3 separate regions of the Homo sapiens genome follow, and regions 1 and 3 are each linked to region 2. The links are chromatin contacts, found by Hi-C in ENCODE. All regions are on one chromosome and are shown on one strand. Each heading gives the region's core, a stretch centred on a gene start or an enhancer-like site at or near the end of the contact. The rest is flanking DNA. Distances are from core to core; before and after follow the strand shown.

Evidence for each region. Hi-C counts contacts between places; a loop is a spot of excess contacts on that map. Pooled maps may share reads with other maps.
Region 1: a loop to region 2 is called in a map of A673, with 4 times the contacts of the local background. The contact joins the enhancer-like site here to the promoter of PITX1-AS1 in region 2. A Hi-C loop is called at or near these places in 4 of 168 maps with a recorded cell type or tissue (A673, Caco-2, adrenal gland and 1 more) and 2 of 50 pooled maps.
Region 3: a map of naive thymus-derived CD4-positive, alpha-beta T cell shows a loop between it and region 2 (7-fold over the local background). The contact joins the enhancer-like site here to the promoter of PITX1-AS1 in region 2. A Hi-C loop is called at or near these places in 1 of 168 maps with a recorded cell type or tissue (naive thymus-derived CD4-positive, alpha-beta T cell), 2 of 37 single-sample maps with no recorded cell type and 8 of 50 pooled maps.

Annotation. Positions count from the first base shown.
Region 1 is chr5:135,309,408-135,312,133 of GRCh38, forward strand. All of the region lies in intron 3 of PITX1-AS1 (PITX1 antisense RNA 1), which reads left to right. Among named protein-coding and RNA genes, the nearest start is that of LINC02900, 63 kb to the left of the region's middle. Within about 2 kb of position 1,349, at least 2 of the 41 ENCODE cell types and tissues checked have a DNase peak (open chromatin) inside an H3K27ac peak, as active enhancers do.
Region 2 is chr5:135,031,898-135,034,597 of GRCh38, forward strand. PITX1-AS1 (PITX1 antisense RNA 1) reads left to right here and starts at 1,377. Exons shown (of 6, transcript NR_161235.1): 1 at 1,377-1,643. PITX1 (paired like homeodomain 1) reads right to left here and starts at 2,331. Exons shown (of 3, transcript NM_002653.5): 1 at 1,816-2,331. The coding sequence starts at 1,984. RefSeq lists a silencer at 1-44 and an enhancer at 1,215-1,847.
Region 3 is chr5:135,492,073-135,494,772 of GRCh38, forward strand. No RefSeq gene overlaps it. Among named protein-coding and RNA genes, the nearest start is that of TIFAB, 41 kb to the left of the region's middle. Within about 2 kb of position 1,424, at least 3 of the 41 ENCODE cell types and tissues checked have a DNase peak (open chromatin) inside an H3K27ac peak, as active enhancers do.

The DNA of each region.
Region 1 (2,726 bases), core at 99-2,598, 280 kb after region 2:
GTGGCTGAAATGGTTCTGCACACCCCTTCTCTTGTACTATACACTTATTTAGCCTGTACACTGTGCTCTTTGGATCAGAGGGGGCTTAGCAAGGAATGGGCAGGAGGAGGGGGTCTCTTTATCAGTGAACACGGGAGCAGCATGAGAAGTTCAAAGAATTTTGAGACCTGACTCCACTTGCCAGCTGTGTGTCTTAGGAAGTCAGTTAACCTCTCTGAGTCTCTGCTTCCTCATCTGTGAAATGTGAGAGGGACAGGACTGAAGCTGTAAGGCCATTGTGAAGATTTGTCTAAGATGGCAGGCCTGATAGGGCTTTGTGCTGGGAGGCGAGCCCTTCGGAAGGACTGAGCATGGGAGCTGTTGGCAGGGCTGTGAATCTGCAGGCAAAGCCTTTGCTGTGGGCTCTTTGGGTGTTTGACTTGCCTGTTTAATCGGCCTTGGGTACCTTGACTCATTTCCATTTTTATAAATGCATTAAAAATGCCACTGGGCTCAGAACAAACGCCAATTTAACCTAAGCATAGCTTACTCTTTGTAATGGTGAGTCTTGAATCTCCACCAAGCCAGGCATGGCTGCTTCCAGCAAGAGGAGCAGGATTATAATAAAATCAGTATGTGTTCATAGACATTAAGTGTGTTATTAGCATCTTTGAATTGGATGAAAGCTAATCTTTTCCACATTCAATGAACAAACATGAATGATGTCAGTGAGAGAGAGGAGGAAACCATGCCCGTGGGCAGAAACCAGTGACATGCAATGAAGAGGAGGAAATGGAAGCAGCTCTGCCACCTCCTTGCTGTAGAACCTCGAGTGAATCACTTGACACCTCTGGTCCTCAGTTTCCTTAATCTGTCAAATGAGAGAATTCTTGGTTTATCTATCCACTGGGATGAAGACCTTGTGAAAATATATACTGAAAAGATGTTTAAAAAGTATAAATCATATACAATTGTATAGGGTTGTTATTGATGGAAGGACATGGTGGTGTATGGATAGTCATTGGCAACAGATGACTTGTAAAATTCTGTAGTTAGATTTTAGGTGCCTGAAGTGAATGAGTGAGTTGAAAAATATGCCAGGCAAGACAGCTGTTTACATTTCTAGGAACGCATACTCTGTGGTTTTTCCAATTACACATCTTTTACTTAAATAGAACAGGATATTACAAAATTTAACCTGTTCTTGTTGCCCTTACCATTAAAAACATTGTCAACAGTTGAGAGCTCTTAGGGGCCAAGCACTGACTATGTACTTTGACTGTATTATCTAATCCTCATCACAAACCTAGGAGGCAGATCCTATAATTGCCAGTACTATTTTATAGTGAGGAAACAGTCTCGCCGAAGTGGGGCAACTTGCCCAGCCAGGGTCATACAGCTAATAAGACACGGGCAGGTGATTGAACCCTTGAAATCTGTTGCCCTCCAGTATTGCCAGTAAGTCAACACAAACATTTGACCTTTCCCCGCTTCCTCCCTCTTTTCCTCCTCTTTTCTGTAGATAATTTAATCAAAAAATCATTGGGTTCTGGTATGGTGGAATGAGAAGTTTGAAAAATCCTCTCCCCCAAAAGCAATGATAAAACTGGAGAAAATCAGTAAAAATCACCTGAAAGGCTCTAGAAACTGAGCAAGATCATACATTTCATACAAATATAAAATGGCACAACCACTTTGAAAAACAGCTTGGCTGATTCTTAAAAAGTTAAACATAAATTTACTATCCAACCAATATACACTTTTAGGTATCTACCTGTATTGGTTTTCTATCGTTGCTGTAACAAATTACCACAAACTTAGTGGTTTAAAACAATGCAAATTTATTATCTTACACTTTTGGAGGTTAGAGTCCAAAAGGATCTCACTGGGCTAAAATCAAGGTGTTGGCAGGGCTACGTTCCTTTCCCTAGGCTTTAGGGAGAATATTTTTCCTTCCCTTTTCCAGCTTTCAGAGCTTGCCCACAATTCCTCGACTCATAACCTTCATCTTCAAAGCCAGCAGCAGCATATTGAGTCCGTCTCACATTGTTTCACTCTGACCTCCTCTTCTGGCTCTTCCACTTTTAAGGACTCTTGTGATTATACAAGGCCTGCCCAGATAATCCAGGATAATCTTGCTTTCTTAAGGTCAGCTGATTAGCAACCTGGACATCTCTGGGAGCCCATTATTCTGCCTACAGCACTACTCAAGATAAACGAAAATACGTGCCTACACAAAGACCTGTACGTAAATGTTCATAGTGGCATTATACACAGTAGCCCCAAGCTTGCAATAATCCAAATCCAGTCTATCGATTGGTAAATGGCTAAACAAAGTGTGATATATCCATGAAATGAAATATAATGTAGCAATGAGAATGAACTACTTATACATGTTACAACATGGATGAACTTCAAAAACATTATGCTGAGTGAAGTCAGTCATATGCCAAAAAGGCATATAATTCCCTTTATATAAAATTTCTAGAAGAGGCAGATCAGGGTTGCCTGGGGATGGGAACTGGCTGCAAATGGACACTGGGAAGTTTGTTGAGGATGATGGAAGTACCTAAAACTGAATTGTGGTGGAGGTTACACAACTCTATAAATTCACTTGAAAATCTTTGAATCATATACTAAAAAGTGAGTTAATTTTATGGTAATTTATAATTTGTTCAAATTATTTTTAAAAAGAAAAGCATTTATGCAAGCCAAACAGGGAATAGGGCCTGGCAGAGGTTGAATGC
Region 2 (2,700 bases), core at 127-2,626:
GATCAGATCTCTCCAGCCTAAAGTCCCTCCACTTTCTTCTCCTCAGGGGTGTATGGGAGCCCCACTGGGCAGGCACAACACAGCCGGGTTCTCGGCCTTGCTTCCAGGCCTCCAGTCCCAAAGCCTAGAAAACCCCACCAACTGCAGCCCAGACAGACAGACTCTGTCTAGGTGACCTCGGGCTTTAGTCTGTCTCTCTTTGAAGCTACACAAAACACACGCAGTCATAGAAACATTAATACATAAAGAAAAAGAGTTTAAAAACAAAACACAGAAGCCCAGAAAAGCTCACAGCTCTATGCCTAAAGACACTGAAAGGGCCACAAATTCTCAAAATCAGACAGGAAGAAACACAGAGCAAATGTAAATTAAGAAGCCAGAAAGCTCCGTACAAACACACCCCTAACTAAATACAGAGCTGTAAGTGTATAAACTCCAGGTTGACAGAAGCATTTATTTCTCTGGGATTTAAAAAAATAATGTACCGTTGTAGATAGATTTTTAACTCCTTCCCAATAAGGCCCTTGTAGAGATAATTTTTAAATCCCAGAGAAACACATTATAGTTAGATAATTTAAATTCCCCAAATAACACCACTGTAAATGGATTTTGAGAAAATTCCGGAGAAACGCGCCATTTTGGATTGACTTTTTAAAATCTCCGGAAGAATAATGTTGCATGTAGATATTTTAAATTCCAGACCTACACTTCGTACGTTAATTCTTTCAGAATCGAAAGATACAGTTAAAATTAATTCATCCTCATAGATTTGGTTCAAAAAAATCAATATACGATTATATATCTCTCTAGGTTTTAAAAATAAAACCAACCAAAGACCGCGCTTAAAACTTTTGAAAACAAAAGTAGAGTTCAGCGTTGATTATGTTTTAACCAAGCAAACAACCTCTCAGAAAAATCACTTAGGGATGCAAAAGAGAAACAGATACTAAGAAAGTGGAGAGAAACATTCAGCTGTGTATTAAGAAATGAACGCAGAAGAGGCGCCCACACCGGGGAGCTCGGAGCCCCTCCGGAACCCGGCCGGCTGCGCTGGGCAGCGGATTCGCTGCCCCACTGCCCGCGCCGGCCACCCGCGGGCCCAGTTCGCTGCTGGAAAAAAGCTCCAGCTCGGACAAAAAAAGGCAGCGCGGAGGGAGACGCGCAGGAGCCGGGGCGGGGGCCAGAGCCGGGCTGCTCCGGGCTTCGGCCGCGCACGTGGGCCGGATCCCTTGATCGGCGTTCCGGCTGGCCTTGCTGGGAGTCCGGCCGCGCCTGTTGGCCCGCTCGCCCTCACCGTCCTCTGTGTCTCCCTTCTACTTGATGACCCCTCTCCCCCCGTTTACCCTTCCCGCCCGCCCCTTCTCTTTGGTCTCTTTCATTCTGTCGCCTACTGTCACGGTGTTAACCTCCCTCTCTGTCTCTCTGAGTGCGTTCTCTCGCCCGTCACCCCTCTTCCTTTCTCGGTCTCCTCCTCTCCCTTCGTCCGAGCCGCTCCTTAGCGCCCAGTTGCGCAAATCAAATTCTTTCCCGTTCTATTTACTCCTGATCAAGAGGGGCTGTCAGTCCAACCCTCCAGCTGTAGGCTCGTGCATCTGCCAGTCTCTTGGCGCGTGGGGACCGCGTGGAAGTGCCTTCGCGTGTGCGTAAGTTTCCGCGTTCACCGTCAGGTCGAGAACGGGAAAAAGAAAGCTCCTGACGCTTCTGGGGCGGAGAGGGAGCTTGGTTGCGCGGCGCGGGCGTCAGGCCCTGCTCCCAGCTCCCCGTGCTCCGCGCCCGGGTAGGCTCTGTGCGCGCCGCGCGGGGAACGGCGCTTACCTGGCAGCTCCGTGTCAGACGACTCGCTGGCGGAGTTCTCGAGCGGCTCGCGGGGGTCGGCGGGCCGGGCCAGGTGGAAGGCGGGCCCCATGTCATGGGGTGGCGGCGGCGGCGGCCGGAGCCCCTCCGGCAGCCGCTCCAGGCTCATGCCCCCCTTGAAGGCGTCCATGGAGGTGGGGACCGCGGCGGGCGCTCCAGGGGCCGGGGCTGGGCGCGCCCCGCCGCCCTGGCTGCGACCTGCGGGGACAAGAGCGCAGCGCCTAAGCGGCTGCCCTCCAGGGCTGCCGGCGCCTGCAGCGACGCCGTGCCCGCCCCATGGACCGCCCGGGGCTGCGGCGCCGGGCGGGCAGAGGCGGCGGCAGCTTCTCGCGACTGGGCGCCTGGCTCAGCGCTCCGCGCTGCGCTCCTGCCGCTCGGGCCTCAGCAGCCCGGCCGGCCCCGGCTCCGGCTCCGGCTCCGGCTCGCGATCCGGGGCCGGTTTCTAAGGCTCCGGACGGCGCCGGCAGAGTCTGTCTTAAAGCGACAGCGCGCACAGCCAGGTTCCAGCAGTCCCTGCGCCAGGGGTGCTGGGTGGGGTGGGCCTGGGTGGGAGGGGGCTGGGGAGGGAGCGAGCGAGCGAGGGAGCGCGGGCGGAATCCAGCCCCAAGCCGCCCGCGCCGCCGCGCCCTCACTGCCGCCCTCCCTCCCTCCCTGCCTCGCCCGCGCCCTCCCCCTCCGCAGCCACCTTCCCGCCGCCTCCCCGCCCCCCGCGGCCTCGCCGCGCCTCTCCCTCCTTCCCCGGTGACACACCGAGTTCTCCCTCGGCCTCACAAAAGAAACGCATCTGGCCTGCGAGTCCCGGGCGGCTCGTGCACACCTCAGGCCTCAAATGACTTGTTTCGCCTA
Region 3 (2,700 bases), core at 174-2,673, 460 kb after region 2:
ATGAAATCCTAATGAGTCAATTTCCTAACCTGCCAGAGAGGCAGCCTAGGGGAACCACGGGAAGTGCCCTCTGCTCTCAAGAATGCCTGGAGCTAAGAGGGGAGCCTTAGTACCCCGAAGAGGTACTGGGAGAGGGAGCTTCAAGGCCATGAGTAGGGCTGCTTCAGGAGGCTGTGAGGTCACAGGAAACCCAGAGTTGAATGTTTGTCTACCTTCCCTAGCTATACCCCCTACCCAAACCAGGCGACCTCCCCACTTTCTTCTCCATCATTGCGGTTTGTACTTATGTACACACCCATCTGGCATGGTTGTGTGGTTGATGAAACTGGGCTCCTGCGGGTAGGGCTGGAGCATGAAGTAGTGTTCAGGCAACACTTGTTGCTGGTTAGGGCTACTGGACCTTTGAGGAAGCAGGCTGAACCGTGGTGTTGCAACTATTGTTCACAAGCCACCTAGGATCATGGGAAAAGTCATCTGGATTTTGATCTTTTTCATGCTGGGGCCCTACTTGGTACCTGTATGTCCTGGTTTATTACATGAATGTCAGCATATGTTGTTGACCTTAATTCTCCCTGCCCCAGTGGCTGCCTTAGAAATGTGGCATGTCCCTCTAAAGCTTTCATTTAGTGCCCTCATTCCAGCCAACATCCAGCTGCCCATTTTTCACTTTCCAGCCCACTTCAGAGTGGGCTGGATACCCTTTGTGCCCCTGACACTAAGGGACAAGTAAGCATGTCTTATCCCTTGTAATGGTGGTCTGAGGTCTGGAATGACTGCAGACAGGACACTCAGGAGCAATCTGAGCAGTGCATACTCTGCCAATTGCTGTGGACTCAAACTCTATAGAGGACATTGGTTGGTCTTATATATATGCTGGCCTGGCAGTGTCGATGGCCCTGTATCTTCAGTGATGAGATACAGGTGCCTGGATTTATCATTTCACCTAGATTATATATAGCTGGCTAGTGGCAATAACCCCACAATAAACTGGTGTCACTTTGATGGGTGAATGGATGGTGGCTGGCCCCATTTGGGACAAATTTCCACCTCCTCAGGCAGAATGGGCACCAACTCTGTGTGTGGGCAGGAGGGCCATAGATTGTTCCAGAGTGCCAAGAAGTGCAGACTCCTGGAAATGAAGCAGGAAACTGGTGTGGGAAGCCTCTGGTGTCCTTCTAGCCCTGTGTTCTAATGAACGTTTAATGTCAGGTGGGGCGAGTGGTCCGTGAATGCTACCATGTTAGTTTCCTCACTTTTTATGTTGTCCTACAGGAGCAGAGCATGGCTCGTACGAATGCTTATCAAATCAGAAACCACAGCTTCCATGGAGGGCCACCAGCAACAAAACTGGTTCTCATACAACGAAAAATGAGGCAGCCCAAGGCCGCAGTGTGTTCTGCTGCGTGTGTATTTACCTTTTCCATAAGCTGCGCTGCACTCAGGCATGGTTCTCCCTGGCTGGGACCTCTGTAGGGAGACCAGAGTGCCAGGGAAGGTCTTACCAGTGCCCTATTTCTTGATGATGAGTCATGATGAGGCTATTACAAAACAAAGCCTGTTTCAAGAAATGAGTAGTTTTGGCTGATTCAGGCTTCAAGACTTGAAATCTGTTTCCCTTTTGTGAGTTAGAGCAGCTCCTGTTAGCAGTGGCCATTAACGTTGGTGTCTGCCAAGACAGAGGCCCAAGCAGGCCAGGGCAGGCACGGCTTTCTCTTCCCGACTATCACACACAGGTGGAACTTAATCCATGATTCCCTTTATTTCTGAAACAAATCTTTATGTTTTCTTTCAGAAGAGACCTTAATGGCCTCTTACCAAGAAGAGGCTTAAAAGGTTTTCTCTCTAAGAACCAGGTCCTGAACATCTTGAGGTGAAGAGTCAGGAATGGGAGGAATTTAACCACCCAGAGTTGCTGGCAGCTGTGAGGGGAAAGCCTGGAGCCATGTTTGAGAAACAGGCTCCACAGGGGTGGCTTAACTGAAGAGAGGAGAGCAGATCATGAGGCTGGAAAGATGGGCTTGGGGAAGGACTGAGGAGTCAGTGCATAGCCCTCTCTGTCCTCTGGAGCCTTGAGAATATTCGCTTTTAGAGACAGATAAATGGAGAATATCCCGGGCACACCACCAAGCCCTGCCAGGAGCTGAAGCCAGGGCTTAAAGCATCATGTGTGAAGGTCCCTGGGCGGTGCCCTGGAGAATCCCGGCAGAGGCTTCCTATCTCTGGTTATTGTTTCAGCTCTCCACATACCGCTAGTCCCTCCATCATTTAGGCCACAGCATTGTGCTGGCTGTGGCTACTCCCTGTTTCCCATCCCATTGTAACAGACCCCTTTTCGACCAAGTCCTTTCAGTTCGAACAAGAAGACAAAGGCTGGCCCTCCAAGGAGAGGCTTCTCTTTCTAAATATTTACCCTGCTGCCCTGATTCATCATTAAGACTTCCTTTGTGTGGAGCTGCACAGGCACAAGTCATTGCCCCCCAGCCCACCATGCTTGACATGGCCAGTGGTTCAAGCCTCCCTGTCCTTCCCTTGCCTCCTTTAGGGGTAAAAGATGCAGAGGCTTGAACCACTTCTCCCTTCCTGCCTTCTGGAGAGGCCCTGGGCCAGCCACTGGCTGGCAATGCTCAAGAGGTGCCTCTGACAGTGCAGGTTTACTTTCTTTCTTTTTTTACGTGGTCAAAGGATATTTGAAGATTGAAA